Linked DNA regions of Homo sapiens: region 1 is linked to region 2. A link is a loop called in an ENCODE intact Hi-C map of the cell type or tissue named here. Cell type or tissue: K562. All regions are shown on one strand. Region 1 overlaps PRAMEF12 (PRAME family member 12). Region 2 overlaps VPS13D (vacuolar protein sorting 13 homolog D).

Evidence for each region. Hi-C counts contacts between places; a loop is a spot of excess contacts. Peaks named below come from ENCODE experiments on the same cell type or tissue, not always from the same donor. Only the 100,000 strongest peaks of a DNase experiment are listed, where the experiment ranks them.
Region 1: a loop joins it to region 2, with 2.9 times the contacts of the local background. A loop is called at or near these places in 2 of 110 quality-filtered maps.

The regions. Positions count from the first base shown.
Region 1 is chr1:12,774,679-12,782,678 of GRCh38, forward strand. It overlaps PRAMEF12 (PRAME family member 12), which reads left to right. Exons shown (of 3, transcript NM_001080830.5): 1 at 1-476; 2 at 865-1,440; 3 at 2,333-3,228. The coding sequence starts at 190. The coding sequence ends at 2,921. Among named protein-coding and RNA genes, the nearest start is that of PRAMEF12, 4.9 kb to the left of the region's middle. In K562, CTCF peaks have their summits at 4,498 and 7,011 (motif pointing left); no DNase peak of the experiment used is centred here; H3K27me3 peaks cover 4,194 bases.
Region 2 is chr1:12,310,127-12,318,126 of GRCh38, forward strand. It overlaps VPS13D (vacuolar protein sorting 13 homolog D), which reads left to right. Exons shown (of 70, transcript NM_015378.4): 28 at 1,328-1,499; 29 at 1,687-1,799; 30 at 3,989-4,201; 31 at 7,946-8,000. Among named protein-coding and RNA genes, the nearest start is that of VPS13D, 84 kb to the left of the region's middle. In K562, a CTCF peak has its summit at 4,397; a DNase peak (open chromatin) is centred at 4,375.

The DNA.
Region 1 (8,000 bases), 460 kb after region 2:
GTTTGGAAGACATTCTTTATGGTACCAGCAAGGGCAGAATTACAGATTTGTGTCCAGAAAGTGCAGAGTGGAATTGGGGTGAACTAATTACCTTTCCACCTCTACCAGAGCAATGACATTGGCACTAGGAGATGATGAAGTGATGTGATTTGCCGTAAGAATGATGTTTTTTTCTCTAGATTCATCAGGATGAGCCTCCAGGCCCCACCTAGACTCCTGGAGCTGGCTGAGCAGAGTCTGCTGAGAGACCGGGCCTTGGCCATCCCCACCCTGGAGGAGCTGCCCAGGGAGCTCTTTCCCCCACTGTTCATGGAGGCCTTTACCAGGAGATGCTGCGAGACCCTGACAACTATGGTGCAGGCCTGGCCCTTCACCTGCCTTCCTCTAGGGTCCCTGATGAAGTCATGTAATCTAGAGATCTTTCGAGCTGTGCTGGAGGGGCTTGATGCACTGCTTGCCCAGAAGGTTCGCCCCAGGTGAGGTGACCCAGCTAACCAGGTGGGGAGGGCTCAGGCATCCAGGGTAGGGTTAGCTGGGTCAGAAGGAGTGGGAGGCCCAAGGGTGGCCCAGAGACTTCTGATGGGGCTGGGGAGGAAGCTCAGAGAGGCCTTGGCCATTGTCCAGCTCCTCTGGGAAAGGACTGCTCACCATGCAGGGTCCACTGAAGGATCAGGAACCTGCCTCCTGCCAGTGGCAATTGAAGACACTAGCAGTGGGGACCAGGCAGGTTTCAAGGAGAAAGAGGGATGGAGAAAAGACAGAGAGTGGGAGAAGCAGCAGGGAGGAGAGTCGCTGATGTCCGGGATGTGGATAAAAGCTCAAATCCTTCCTAAATTTGGAGCCTCTCTTCTCTTTTACCCACAGGCGGTGGAAACTTCAAGTGTTGGACTTGCGGAATGTGGATGAGAACTTCTGGGGCATATGGTCTGGAGCTTCTGCACTCTCCCCAGAGGCCCTGAGTAAGAGACGAACAGCAGGGAACTGTCCAAGGCCGGGTGGGCAGCAGCCCTTGATGGTGATCCTAGACCTTTGCTTCAAGAATGGGACGCTGGATGAATGCCTCACCCACTTCTTAGAGTGGGGCAAGCAGAGAAAAGGCTTACTGCACGTGTGTTGCAAGGAGCTGCAGATTTTTGGAATAGCCATCCACAGGATCATAGAGGTCCTGAACACGGTGGAGCTAGACTGTATCCAGGAGGTGGAAGTGTGCTGCCCGTGGGAGCTGTCCATTCTTATAAGGTTCGCCCCTTACCTGGGCCAGATGAGGAATCTCCGCAAACTTGTTCTCTTCAACATCCATGTCTCTGCCTGCATTCCCCTAGACAGGAAGGAGCAGTTTGTCATCCAGTTCACCTCTCAGTTCCTCAAGCTGGACTACTTCCAGAAGCTTTACATGCACTCTGTCTCTTTCCTCGAAGGCCACCTGGACCAGCTGCTCAGGTGAGGAAGTATGGTGAGCTTTCTCTGCAGACCGCAGCAAAGACTTTCTTTATTACTGTAAACACCAGGGGGTATCTACTGTGAGCCAGCTTGTGAGGAGGTAACAGCGAAGGGGACACTAGAATGTCCATGCATTGTCCTGTTGGCAGCTCTGTCCTGAAATAGGTGTCACACATCCATCCCAATAAGCCAGCGGGATCTCCTGGGCTAGATGCTATAGAGAGGCTGCCATGCTAGGAAGGTACTGCAGGGTTTAGATCTAGTGAGGGTGCATTCGTGAATTCCTCCCGAGGATGTGTGTCTAAGTTAAGACGATGGGAAATGGGGAGTTGAAGAGGGCACTAAAGAAGAGAATGTCCATCACACCCCTCCATTTTAAAATATAAGGTCTGTCCTCACCTGCCTAGTGAACAGGTAAAATCCTGTGTCTCCCTCTGTCAGTAAAATGTTTTGAGCTCCAAAACATGATGGAATAGAGGGTGAGGGAGCAGGAGTGAAGAATGGTGAAAGTGATAGATGGTTTGCTGATGATACGGGCATGTCAGGGTCTCCTGCAGCCTGGCCACCCCAGCTGAGGTTGCAGGATCTTGCCTGGGTTTGTCATTTATGCCTGTGTCTCCATCGGGCTCCTGTGGCCCAGAGATGTGGTTTTCTACCTGACACATGAGGAAAGGGAGCATTAGAGTTCATGGACTTGACCCAGTCACCCGAGTGATGGTGAAGGACTGAGCCTCGATTGGGTCTGCCCTGAATGAGCAGAGTCTCCATTCCCACACCCCAGGTGCTGATTATCCTCAGATAAGCAGAACAGCCTTGGGTTGTGAAAAGTGTCATCTCTCACCTTGAGGTCTTCCCCACCACTCTCCTCTAACTCCTTCTTGTTCTCTCCCAGGTGTCTCCAGGCCCCCTTGGAGACAGTCGTAATGACCGAATGCCTGCTGTCAGAGTCGGACCTGAAGCATCTCTCTTGGTGCCCGAGCATCCGTCAGCTAAAAGAGCTAGACCTGAGGGGCATCACACTGACCCATTTCAGTCCTGAGCCCCTCTCAGTTCTGCTGGAGCAAGCTGAGGCCACCCTGCAGACCCTGGACTTAGAGGACTGTGGGATCGTGGATTCCCAACTCAGCGCCATCCTGCCTGCCCTGAGCCGCTGCTCCCAGCTCAGCACCTTCAGCTTCTGTGGGAACCTCATCTCCATGGCCGCCCTGGAGAACCTGCTGCGCCACACCGTCGGGCTGAGCAAGCTAAGCCTGGAGCTGTATCCTGCCCCTCTGGAGAGTTATGATGCCCAGGGTGCTCTCTGCTGGGGAAGATTTTCTCAACTTGGGGCTGAGCTGATGAAGACACTGAGGGACTTAAGGCAGCCCAAGATAATTGTGTTCAGCACTGTCCCCTGCCCTCGCTGTGGCATCAGGGCCTCCTATGACCTGGAGCCCAGTCACTGTCTGTTGAATGCCTGCTGTCAGGGTGGATTTATTTAAAGCTTTCTTCTGGTCATTTGGCAACTGAATCCTAGGCCATGAGTGTATGTCAAAGGGAGCACAGACCCATCGTTTCATATGCCTGCTCAATGTGAACCGGAAAGGAAAGGGGATGCAGGAAGGGAGGGACTGGGGGAAAAGTTGAGTTGGAGTCAATAGGAGCTTTAGAGACCTGTGTCCCAGAGAATCAGAAATGGGAATCTGAATTGCTAGAATGAGAATCAGGTAGGAGAGACACATGAGACAGTTACCCCTGCACGGATGGTTGTAAAGAAACAGTCAGAAATAAAGGGAAGCTGAGTGGAAACTGTCTGGTGTCCTCCATGATTGCTTCACCTGGCTTAACAATTTTAACCTAAGGAATCTCAAGTTACTCATGGGGGACAAAAGGCACTAAGTTCTCTAAAATTAATGAGGTTCAGCCCAAGGAAATAAAGGCATCAAAGTGGAATGTGATCGTTTTGCTCAATTCCTTTTTTTTTAATTTCTCTCTGGGCATGTGTCTATTTAGTGGGTTAATACACGTGAGATGCACTTACGGGGCCTGGACCATTCTAGGTGGGCAGTGAGGGTCAGTCACTGAAGTTCAGCCCCTTCTTCGCAGGGCCCTCACTTTTGTCCAGATGCTTAGACCCTGTTTACTCCTGATGGGTGGATTCAGAACGCTCAGTTGCTGACCATTACCTGTGCTGGGAAAGGATTTCACTGCACAAGGTGTGGCCTCTGCCCTGGAAGGGGAGCTCCACACTGTATGAGCAGGAGCCTCAGGGCATCACCAACCCATGCTTGTTCTCATGGAGGGTAGTGACCCTTGCAATATTAAAATAGTTGTGGCCAATAAAGACATCCAAATTCCCTTTTTGGGAAAATGCTTAAATTATGCAGGCATATAGTACATTTTAAACATTTCTAGCCCACATTTAACAAACATTTTATCCTTTTGGGGAGCTAGGTCATATTGATGAGATTTTCCCATAACACTTGCCTTCTCTCCCTCTCAAGGAAGACTAGTGCAGTGTGTTTGGGTATCACACGTCATCAGAGGGTGGATAATGATCAAGTGCCTGTGGGTGATGAGTGACCTTCGCTGTGCTGAGGGACCCTACACAAAAGGCTCCCGAGTGTGGGACCCTGCTGAGGACACAGGGGCTGGTGCTGTTGGGCAGGAAGCTGAGGAAAGAGCCTCAATTTTCCTGTAGAATGAGAAGGATTATGCCCACCAGCCTGTGGGACCCTCTTAGGACACAGTGAGATGGTACATGGTTATGACTTGGAATGGGGCCTTTCATACAGTAAAAGCTTAATACATGCATCCTGTCTTTCTTTTTTCCTCCTAATAAAAGTCTCAGCATTCTTCATCCTTCAATCTCACCTCCTATTCCTCATAACAGGGAGGCAGTAGGGACCCAGGGCATGCAATGGGACTCAGCTTCTACACGCCGCCACCGCTTAATCATGATTCCTGTAAACAGCAGGACCTCAACAACCAGCAAAGAACGGGGTGGGCAGTGCAGGACTGAATTCATCTCTAGTGATCATGAGATAAAAATTTCCAAACCACGGGACTCATGTGCCATCTGCTGTAATTTAGTTAGACCGTCTGGTGTAATTTAGTGATGAAAGCAGGAGTATATTAAGTGGTACTTCCAAAAATCTGCTATTATGTAAATGTTTATGGAGTGTCACTATTCATTTGTTGGCTATTCTAAATAATTGGCCATGTTGCCCCAATACCCCTTAAAGTCAGAGGTAATCCAAAGACTTTCCCCAATTGGAGAAGATTTAATAGAACAAGGACTTACAATTCCTTGTCCCAATCCATGTAACCCTTCCATCCTGCCAGATATAAAACCTAACTGACAAGGTTAATGATTTGTGCAAGACTTACATGCAATAAAGAAAATTGTAATAGTGAGATATACTGTGGCTTCACATGAAATATCTTGTTATGTAAGGTGACTACAGACTCTAAATGGTACCCAGTGAGAGATTTCTCCTCTGCCTTCCTTAGGATTCCTGTTGATGAGGAGAGCCAATACTTGTTGGCCTTTACTTGAAAAATTCAGCAACACGCCTGGGTTGTAACGCCACAGGGGTTCACTGGAGTCCCATCATAGTTCTCGCAGGGATAACACCAGGACCTGTTAACCTTACCATTCCCTAGAAATTCCACTCTCATTCAATATGCAGTAGGTGTGCAGTTATGTTCTCTTACCAAGGGACACTCTAATAGATTCCATTTATCTTTTAGAGCAGTAAGCTTACAAGGGCCCTAAGACCTCCATGAAAACTTTTCCATTCTCTAGAGAAAAGGTCCTTACTTAGGACATAATCCAAGTGCAGGGAAAGCTTCCATCTCATCTGAAATAATAAAGACAATCCACGGTTTCCCTAGTCCCGTAACAATGAGGAGGTGCCCTCTTACATGTGAGACATTGTAGCTGTTGGTTCCCAAATTTCTCTCTGCTGGCATCATTCTTATAATGAACTCACAGAAAAACTTTGTCCCAGTGCGCCTGAGTGGGCAGGTGTAGGACTTGACACTGGGTGCAATGTTATACAATATTTTTTGCCTCTTTCCATGTGATATCAAATTTATTTTTTAGTCCTGTTGCATTTACATGAGTCAAAGCATGAAGTTCTTGTGCTTCTATGAATGCAGATGATGCTAGCAAGTCAGCTTGTTCATTTGCTTTAGTTAAAGGCCTTGGTAAATTAGTACGTGCTCAGATATGAGTAATATAAAATGGGAAATTTCTTTTTCTTACAATTTGTTGTAACAAATTAAAGGGCTTGTTTAACTGATCATCCATACTATATTTGATTAGGGCTGTCTCAACATCCTTTGTAGCTGTGCTACATATGCAGAATCTGATTTTCAATGACTCGTTCTTTCGGCCTGGTGTGAACCACTTTTCCATTGCTGGAACCATCAGTAAACACCATCAGAGCATTTTCTAAAGGTTTATGTCTGGTAATTTTAGGTAAAATTCAAGTAGTCAATTTTAAAAACTGGAAGATTTTTGTTTTTGGGTAATGCTTATCAGTAATTCTCACAAAATCAGCAAGACCAATCTGCCATGCAGCAGAATTGATAAAGCCTTGTCTAAACTCTTCCTTGTTTAAAGGAACAATGATTTTATCTGGGTCACTTCCACACAATTTTATTATTTGTAATCTTGCCTGACCAATTAATGTAGCCATTTGATCCAAGTACAATGTAAAAGTCTTAATCGTACTGTGAGGAAGGAAAGATCACTCCACAAGATCTGTATTTTGAACAATAATGCCTGTTGAGAATGTGCAGTAGCAAAAATCAAAAGTTGGAGTGGGGCGAAGTGATCTATTCTATTTACTTGTGCTGACCGAATTTTTTCTTCAATTAATTCAATTTCTTTAGTTGCCTCTGGAGTTAATGTTCTTTTACTATTCAATTCTGGATCCCCACTCAAGATAGAGAACAAATTTGACATGGCATAAGTAAGGATGCCTAGAGTTGGCCAAATCCAATTAATATCTCCTAGCAATTTATGAAAGTCGTTTAATGTTTTTAATGTGTCTTTTCTTATTTCTATTTTTTGTTGTTTAAATTTTCTTTCCTCTACCTGCATTCCCAAGTAATGGACAGGAGTAGAGGTTTGAATCTTATCAGATGCTATTGTCAGTCCTGCGTTTGCAACCTCTGTCTGCAGAAATGTGTAACAGTCAATTAATGTGTCTCTCGTTTCTGCAGCACACAAAAGATCATCAACATAATGAAAGACGTAGTCTGAAAACTTGTCTCTAACTGGTTGAAGAGCTTCAGCTACAAAAATCTGACAAATAGTTGGACTATTAAGCATTCCCTGGGCAACACTTTCCACTGAAACCTGGTGGCTGGTTCTTTATTATTTATGGCTGGTATAGTAAAAGCAAATTTTTCAAAATCCTGTTTTGCTAGAGGAATGGTAAAAAAGCAATCCTTCAGATCAATTATAATTAAAGGCCAATCTTTGGGGATCATGGCCAGAGAGGGCAACCCAGGTTGGAGAGCCCCCATAGGTTGAATTACAGCATTGACGGCTCTTAAGACGGTCAACATGTGCCATCTGCCGGATTTTTTCTGAGTTACAAACACAGGAGAATTCAAGGCGAAAATGAAGGCTCAATATGTCCCTTTGCTAATTGTTCTTTTGCCCGTAAGTGTAAAGCCTCCAGCTTTTGTTTTGGTAGCAGCCACTGATTTACCCATACAGGTTTTTCTGTTTTCCAAGTTAATGGAATGGGTTTTGGAGGCTCTACAGTGGCCACTCCTAAAAAGGATATCCTATTCTTTTTCTTTCTTGATTTCCCTCAGCCTCAATTGGGATTTTAATGCCATCTCCATTTTTCCCTAGTCCTTTGCCAGGGAGACATCCCATTTTAGTCATGATTTTTTGACTCGTGGGGCTGTATAAGGAGGCTGGGATAGTAATCTCTGCATGTCATTGTTGTAACAAGTCTCGGCCCAAAAAATTATTTGGAATAAAAGTAATCATAGGTTGAACTGTACTTTCTTGATTATCAGGTCCTAGACAATGTAAAATCATGGTGCTTTGATACACTTTTGAGGCGCTGCCCACACCGACAAGTCCTGTAACAGGCTTTTGTTTAGGCCAATTTTTTGGCCATTGATTTAAGGCGATAAGGGAAACATCAGCATCGGTATCCAATAATCCTATAAACTGCTTTCCCTGAATAGTGACTGTACACACAGGTCTATTCTCTGAGACATGACGAGCCCATTGAGTGGCTTTTCTGGCAGAGTTGGTACTTCCAAACCCTCTTGTCCTTTCCGTTTTGTTTTCCCAATTTTAATATAAGGCAAAAGCAATAATTGAGCAATTCTATTACCTGGATTGGCACTCCAGGGAACAGTGGAGCTGATCACTAACTGAATTTCCCCTTTATAATCTGAATCAATTACCCCAGTATGAATTTGGACTCCCTTCAAATTTAGACTTCATCTCCCTAAAATGAGGCCTACTGTCCCTCCTGGCAGTGGGCCATATACCCCTGTAGGAATCTTTTGCGGGGTCTCTCCAGGGAGTAAAGAAACCT
Region 2 (8,000 bases):
TATCTAAACTTTCCCCACTCCCATCAGTGTTTCTGTGCAGATAATTGTATTCTGTTAGGCCTGATAGAAGGTGATGCTGAATGCAAGGTGTCCTGTCAGTCTCACACTGCACACACAGCAACCCGAGATGGCACTTGGTCAGCCGTCTCTGTTTTTCTTTGTTATTGCATCATTGTCTTTTAAAACTCTGTTGTATGTCGGCTTTTCTCTGCAGACAAAATAACTTTTCTTATATACCTCTGCCATTTCAAACACTAGCCCTCTCTATACTTAGAGCATAGTGTCTGTAGGATTCACAATGCCCAGTTCACCCATGGGAGGTTAGAGAAAGCTTTTTAGTATTGAGATGAGGTACAGATGTGTGCCCCTCCCCCTCTTCAACTTTACTTCTGTCCATCCCAGCTGAGATGACGAACCTATTCAGAGTTTATCCTCATGTCCCATCTGGGCTCAGTATGAAACACTGGTGTTTGCCTTTAGTTACCACTAAATCCAAAGAGTTAAATAAAGATCTTGGCATCTTTTCTTTATTGCTTTCCCAAGTGTAATATTTAAGCTCTTTGTGAGTCTCATGAGGTTTTCCTTATTAATAGATTAGTTACCTCATACTAGGTTTAAGGATTTCCCTCCCTCCATTTCTTGCTCCTTCCTTCCTTCCTTCCTTCCTTCCCTCCCTCCCTCCCTCCCTCCCTCCTTCCCTCCTTCCTTCCTTCCCTCCTTCCCTCCTTCCTTCCTTCCCTCCTTCCCTCCTTCCCTCCTTCCCTCCTTCCCTCCTTCCCTCCTTCCCTCCCTCTCTCCCTCTCTCCCTCCCACAGGGTCTCACTCTGTCACACAGGCTGGAATACAGTGGCACGATCACAGCTTACTGCACCCTTGACTTCCTGGGCTCAAGTGAACCCCCACCTCAGCCTCCTGAGTAGCTGGGACCACAAGTGCACACCACCATGCCCAGTTAATTTTTGCATTTTTTGTAGAGATGGGGTTTCACTATGTTGTCCAGGCTGGTCTCGAACTCCTGGGCTCAAGTGATCCTCCCACCTCAGCCTCCCAAAGTGCTGGGATTATAGGTGTGAGCCACCACACCTGGCCTGGTTTGAGGATTTTCTAAATGTAAATTTTGGGAGAAAAGGGGCTTTTTGTAGTTGAAGCATGACAGTCATATTAACTTGCTTCATTTGGAGCTACATGAAATTTTTGTCATTGGAAGTAGGAATTACCTACTTGATAATGTAGGTGAGTACATTTTAGCCCCGTTGTTTGGGCGTGAGCTATGTCAGTGTTAAGTTAGTGACTTGTCTGTGTAAGTGATCTTTTTTCTTTTTCATAGAGAAATAAGTCATACTGTGCCAGACATATCTATCCATGGCAATCTCTCCTCAGTCCACTGCTCTCTGGATCTGTATAAATACAAGCTGATCCGCGGCTTATTAGAGAACAACCTGGGAGAACCCATAGAGGAATTTATGCGGCCTTATGATTTACAAGATCCAAGAATTCATGTGAGTGAGACCTTATGTTCTTCTGTCACTCTCATAGTCTCAGCTGACGGTCACCCTGTGTATCTATTCCTCAAACTCACTTGGAGAAAGAAGGTGGAGCAACAAGCAAATTAGATTTCTTGGCGTATGAGCCTGTTTTTAGGATGGCATCATCAGCTGTGGATTGACGAGCATTTTCCTTTTGTAGACTGTCCTGAGTGGAGAAGTGTACACCTGTATGTGCTTCCTCATTGATATGGTGAATGTAAGTCTGGAGCTTAAAGATCCAAAAAGAAAAGAAGGTGCTGGGTCCCTAGCCAGGTATGCCTTTGATTATATTATTATACTGTTAGTAACAGTATCCAAATAATACACATGTTTTGCATTGACACAGAGCAGAGGTTGCAGAGTGGTGGCCCACAGATGGAATGTTGTCTGCAGAGTGTCTTTTGGTTGATCTACACAGTGCTTTTGAAAAGTTTAGATTCATGCTCTATCAGTCAACATAGGTTAGGTTATGCTGTAGTAACAGACAACCCCAAAGTATCAGTGACTTAAAACAGTGAAGATCTTTTTCTCCCTCATACTCTGTGACCATTGTGGGTCTGGGCTGCTCTGCTTGTTGTAGTCGCTTAGGGTGACAGAGCAGCTAGTGTTTTGATGTGCCAGCGGGAAAAATGAGCTCTGAATGGTGTTGAATGGCAACTAAATGCTCTGGCAGACTTTGTGGAACTAAAATATGGTCCCACACAGGGTGATGGAGTCAGAAAGTCCTGTCTTGCTGTGTGTCTGAGTAGTTACGGGGTGGGAGATGCAGAACCACTTGATGTGCAGCATTGATGCCTTGCTGGCCAACATTTTCAAAGTTAGGGGCTAGGCGCAGTGGCTCAGGCCTGTAGTCCCAGCACTTTAGGAAGCCAAGGAAGGAGGATTGCTTGAGGCCAGGAATTCCAGACTGGCCTGGGCAACATAGTGAGAGACCCTGTCTCTACAAAAAATTAAAAAACTAGCTGCGCATGGTGGTGCATGCCTGTAGTCCCAGCTACTCAAGGCGTTAAGGTGAGAGAATCACTTGAACCAGGAGATTGAGGCTGCAGTGAGCCATGATCACACCACTGCACTCCAGCCTAGGTGACAGCTGAAACCTGGTCCCTCCCGCCCCAAAAAGTTGCAGGATTTTATATAAAAGGTTTGTATTTAGCTTCTTTTGAAAAACTGGAAGCTTTGGCAATACTAGGTCCATGTTCTCACTTGGAAGCATCTGGAAGCGGAGTAGCAATTGCTCCCTTGAAATGGGGCATATGCTTACCTAGTCCTTCGCTTATTTCTGTCACTTCCTTAGTCAGTGTAAATGTATGAATTCGTGATTACTGGTGTGGAACTTTAAAAAGTGCATTTCACACTTAATAACCTTTTCATGTTGATCTCTTATCAGTCCTGTAAGCTGGGCGTACATCACTCTTTTCCAGATAGAGTTTCTGACTAGCTTAAGGTCGTATGACTGGGAAAGTGGTTTGGCATTTGAAAACAGGACTTCAAGGCCAGTGATTCCCTGCTGAAGCACTCTGTCTTCTAGTTAGTCTTTCTGTTGAAAGTCCGCCACGGTCTGTACCTAACTCAGCTGGTGAGAGCGTTGCATACTGAAACTGTGGTCCCACATTGGTGGTCTTGTGAGCTAGCAATTTTATTCTTTCCTTTTTTTTTTTTTTTTTTTTTTTTTTAAGACAGAATCTCTCTCTGTTGCCCAGGCGGGACTGCAGTGGTGCCATCTCGGCTCACTGCAACCTCCACATCCCTGGCTCAAGTGATCCTCCCACCTCAGCCCCACCGAGTAGCTGGGACTACAGGCATGAGCCACGTCACCCAGCGATTTTCTGTGATGATTGGCTGTGCCCTTAGTTTTTCTCAATATGGAATAATTCTGTATGTATTGTCATAATGGTACCGAGTAATTATGAATTCCTCATTGCAGCTTTCTCGGTTATGAAAAAACGATGGTTCCAAATGCATTTCCTGTTGGTAGATTAGTTGAATTATTCTCCATGTGAAGAGTATTATTTGTTCCCAGTACACTACAGCAGTTTCACATAAACAGTTGGACAGACCCTGGAGAGTGAAACATCCAGGCAAGCTAGAAGCTGACAGATGAAGGCCCAGAGGGACCCTTGACATCCTTTGGGGATATACAGCCTTCTTAGACTTCTGATGGGTCATGGGAATGATAACGGATTCAGAATATGTTAAACATGTGGTATTGTTACTTCTCATGCCGTTCCTATGAACAAGATCATCTCTTTGGAACTGGAAAAGTAAGATCCAAGGCACAGTGACACTAACTCCATTTTGAGGAGTCTATTAACAGAATCAACAAGAAAACTCAGAATGAAAGTTATTCTCCTTATGGGACTTAGATATATTTTTGATTTTGCTCGTTATCTCGAACTTATATACTTTTGTAAAATGGAAGAGTTGTGTTTCACATCTTGCTTGCTTTCTTTTCTCTCTTTTAGATTTGACTTCAAGAAATGCAAACTGCTCTATGAAAGTTTTTCCAACCAAACCAAGTCCATTAACTTGGTTTCCCATTCCATGATGGCTTTTGACACCCGTTATGCTGGGCAGAAGACCAGCCCTGGCATGACGAATGTGTTCAGCTGTATCTTTCAGCCCGCTAAGAACAGCAGCACCACCCAAGGGTCCATTCAGATTGAACTACATTTCAGGTAGCAGGTCCAGACCCTTCTCTGCCTTTCTTTGTGGAGACATTCCCTTTTGGGTCACGTCTTTGTTGGCTTTAGAACATCAAAAAACCAAGGAATCACTAGACAGATAAATAGATAATGGCTTAATCAGTGCAGTGTACTGTATATTAATGCATTATTCCTATAATCTTGCAGTTTCATTTATTGGCCAAAAGATGTCTCTGTTGCCTTTAAAAATAAAGTAGTTAAGAATTGAGCCTTAAAATCAATCTCCTTGTAAGCTGTAGACTGTTTTAATTTGTAAAGTGGCTTGGAGAAGGAAGAAATTATGCTGGTTTAAGGAAAAAAGTAAAAAGACTTTTGGTCTTTACAAATAATGGAAGGGAAGGTGGGTTTGACTTGAATTACCCATTCAAGTCTTACTGACTCATTATCCATGTATACATAGTTTTTACCTTTTTGAATTAGGTTATATTTTTCTTTCTGGTATTATGGGAGGCAGTGTTCTATATAGAAAGAACATATATTTTGGAATCAGACAGATCTGGGCTGAAAACCTTGCTCTCCTATTATCTAGCTATGTGTCCTTAGACAAGTTGTTTAGCCCCTTTGAGCCTCAACTTCCTCTTATATAAAATAGAAAATTACCTATACCCACCTCATGGGGTAGAGGTAATAATTAAAGTAATTCTGGCATATTGCTTGGCACAGTTGGCAGCTGTCATTGTTATGCTGATATAACATGTTGTTTTATGATATACCATTTGCTGATGTTATGGCTGAACATAGACCTTAAAACTGAAAAATTAGGCCTGGTCTAAAGAAGTCTTTCAGTGAAAACCCAAAAAGGAGACCCTCCCTTCTGTTAGTGCTTCATGTCATCAGACATGTTGTAAGTATAAACCACTAAGTAAAAAGATTGTGAAAAACTTTGTGTTTAAGCAAAAAACAGAACAAAAAGTCATCAGGATTATTCTTACATGTTTCTGTATGCCTGACATTTCAATGTGCTGTTCAGAATTCCCCAGGGTTTAGGTTTTGTTTTGTTTTTCGAGAGAGGTCATGATTTCTTCATATGCCTTTAGGAAATCTAGCAGAGTAGACATTTACATTTTTTTATGAACTTTAAAAGTTCAGGAGTAGGAATCCTAATTGCCTCTTATTGGGCCCTGCCATGAGCCAGGCACTTTAGCTACGCTCAGTATAATCCTGACAAGTCTGCAGAGGGGATGACTTCTTCCTCATTTTGCAGTTTCCAAGTTAGAAACTTGGATAAGGGTTAGTTCACTCTTCTAAGGTCACACAGCTCGTAGGTCAAGAAATCAGAGCTCAAACCTGGGTATGTGATGTTAAAGCCCATGATGTTTCCAACAGTCTTTGGACCTATCAGGTGTCTCGTCATTGGGCTGATTGCAGTCATGTGATAAGATGGCCCCATTTTGCAGTTCATTTGGTTGAAGATGTTTCCTTTGAACAAGAGGCTGGCATCTGTTTGTTCCATCTGGAGAAACATTTCTTTTTTTTTTTTGAGACGTAGTCTCACTCTGTCGCCTAGGCTGGAGTGCAGTGGCACGATCTCAGCTCACTGCAACCTCCGCCTCCCGGGTTCAAGTGATTCTCCTGTCTCAGCCTCCTGAGTAGCTGGGACTACAGGCTCCTGCCACCATGGCTGGCTAATTTTTGTATTTTTAGTAGAAACGGGGTTTCACCATATTGGCCAGGCTGGTCTCAAACTCCTGACCTTGTGATCTGCCCGCCTCAGCCTCCCAAAGTGCTGGGATTACAGGTGTGAGCCACCGTGCCCGGCCGAGAAACATTTCTTTTTGAGTTTACTTTATTATTATTGATCTGGCTTCTTAGACTGTCAGGTAGTTGTCTCCTTCTTATCATATTTTTAATATACAGGGAGCCTGGAAATATTTGTGTATTATAGGTGTATAATTGGAGTCAAATAATAAAGCCTTACCTTGGCTCTTGCTAACAGAAATACTATTGTTAGCAAGAGGAGTGAAATGTTCTTTAGATGGGAATTTTTGAACGCCTTTCGTGTCTGAAGAAGAATTACTCTTCTGTTGGGATCTTGTGTGTCAAATATAAATCACTTCACAGTGTTTAAAGGCTTGAAATATTTTCCAGAAAAGGGATCCAACACACTGTGACTTTCCAGTTAAATACAGAACTCTGACAATCTATGTTCAAAATGGGGTGGAAAAATTTTACTGAGGGCAACATTTTTTCTCCATTACACAAGAGTAGAGTGTTTCTGTGAAAAATGCTGTGTCTGTAAGAAGGAGCCATGCATCATGCTGCCCTTTTACTAGAGGCAGTGAGCCAGGTTTAGGGGAAATGAGGAGCAGAGAAACCAGCCTCAGAAATATTTCCAAGTTAGCTTTTCCCACATAGGAATACCTTTTATGTCAGGGAACCAGGTACATGTAGTAGCTACAACCCCAGAGTCGCTTTTGGGCTTACGGAACCAAGTTCAACCCAGAAAACCGCATTCAAGTGCTCCAGCCCCTGTTTCTCTTGTCCTACTCATCTGAGGCCTTATCCATTAGTAGGCTGGGCCTGCTGATGTACTAATAGGGCCTGGATGAAGCCCCTGACTGCATCATGGTTTGAAGTCAGGCCTGAGAGTCCTCGCTGGGTTTTCACGTCAAATGTAGACTTCGGAGCAATGGCAACTTGTCCCCCCACCCCCACCCCAACTCTACCTCTAGGTTACTTAGGGGACATTTATCCCTGGTAAATGTCATCTTACTTGTTCTCCTCGGGCCAAAAGATCTGGGCTGTCAGGTCAGTTTCAATTAGAGAAACAATCTAGTACTAGTGTGTGTAAACTTGGTATTATTTATAAAGAAATGATCCTAGACGTCAAAGAAGGAGTGCCTCATTGATCTTCTTGAAATAGCCCATAGGGAAAGAAAGTGACATTTATCAAATGACTGCTTTGTGCCTGGTGCTTTATTTCTTATCATATTAATATTCTTCATTTTATAAGTAGGGAAACAGGCTGAGAGAAGGTAGGTGGCTTTCGTAAGATAACACAGCTCGTAAATGGCAGTATTTAAGTCTGCGTCTCTGACTTCAAAGCCTGTGCTCTTTATCATACCAGAATTTCTTGACCTTAGCACTATCAACGTTTTGGGTCAGATAATTCCTTATTATGGGGCTGTCCTGTACATCGTGGGTTAGTTAACAGCATCCCTGGCCTCTACCTATACTAGATAGCAATAGCAACCCCCTCTAGTTGCAATTGCAATTGAAATGTGAATAAAAAATGTCTCCAAGGGCCAGGTGCAGTGGCCCACATCTGTAATCCTAGCACTTTGGGAGGCTGAGGCGGGAGGATCACTTGATCCCAGGAGTTTGAAGTTACAGTGAGCTGTGATCGTGCCACTGCATTCCAGTCTGGGCAACAGAGTGTGACCCTGTCTCTTAAAAAAAAAAGAAAAGAAATAATGTCTTCAGGGGAGCAAAACCATCTGATTGAGAACCACTGAGCTATACTACCTATGCTGCTTTCTTATAAAATGTTCCTTGTTGTTTAAAAATATGATTAACTTATTATACTGAATGTGTTATTAAACCAGTAATACACTGAATGTGTTATTCAACCAGTGTTCAAAGTTTACTGATACTCAAAGCAGGCAGTTTGGAAAATACCGGAATACCACCTGCCAAAACTGAGCAGTACATTTGCAGGTTATTGAAATAACCATGTTTCTTTTTTCCTATTTATTTTCTCCTGTCTTCTTTTTATAGATCTACCAAGGATTCCTCCTGCTTTACAGTAGTTCTCAACAATCTCCGTGTGTTT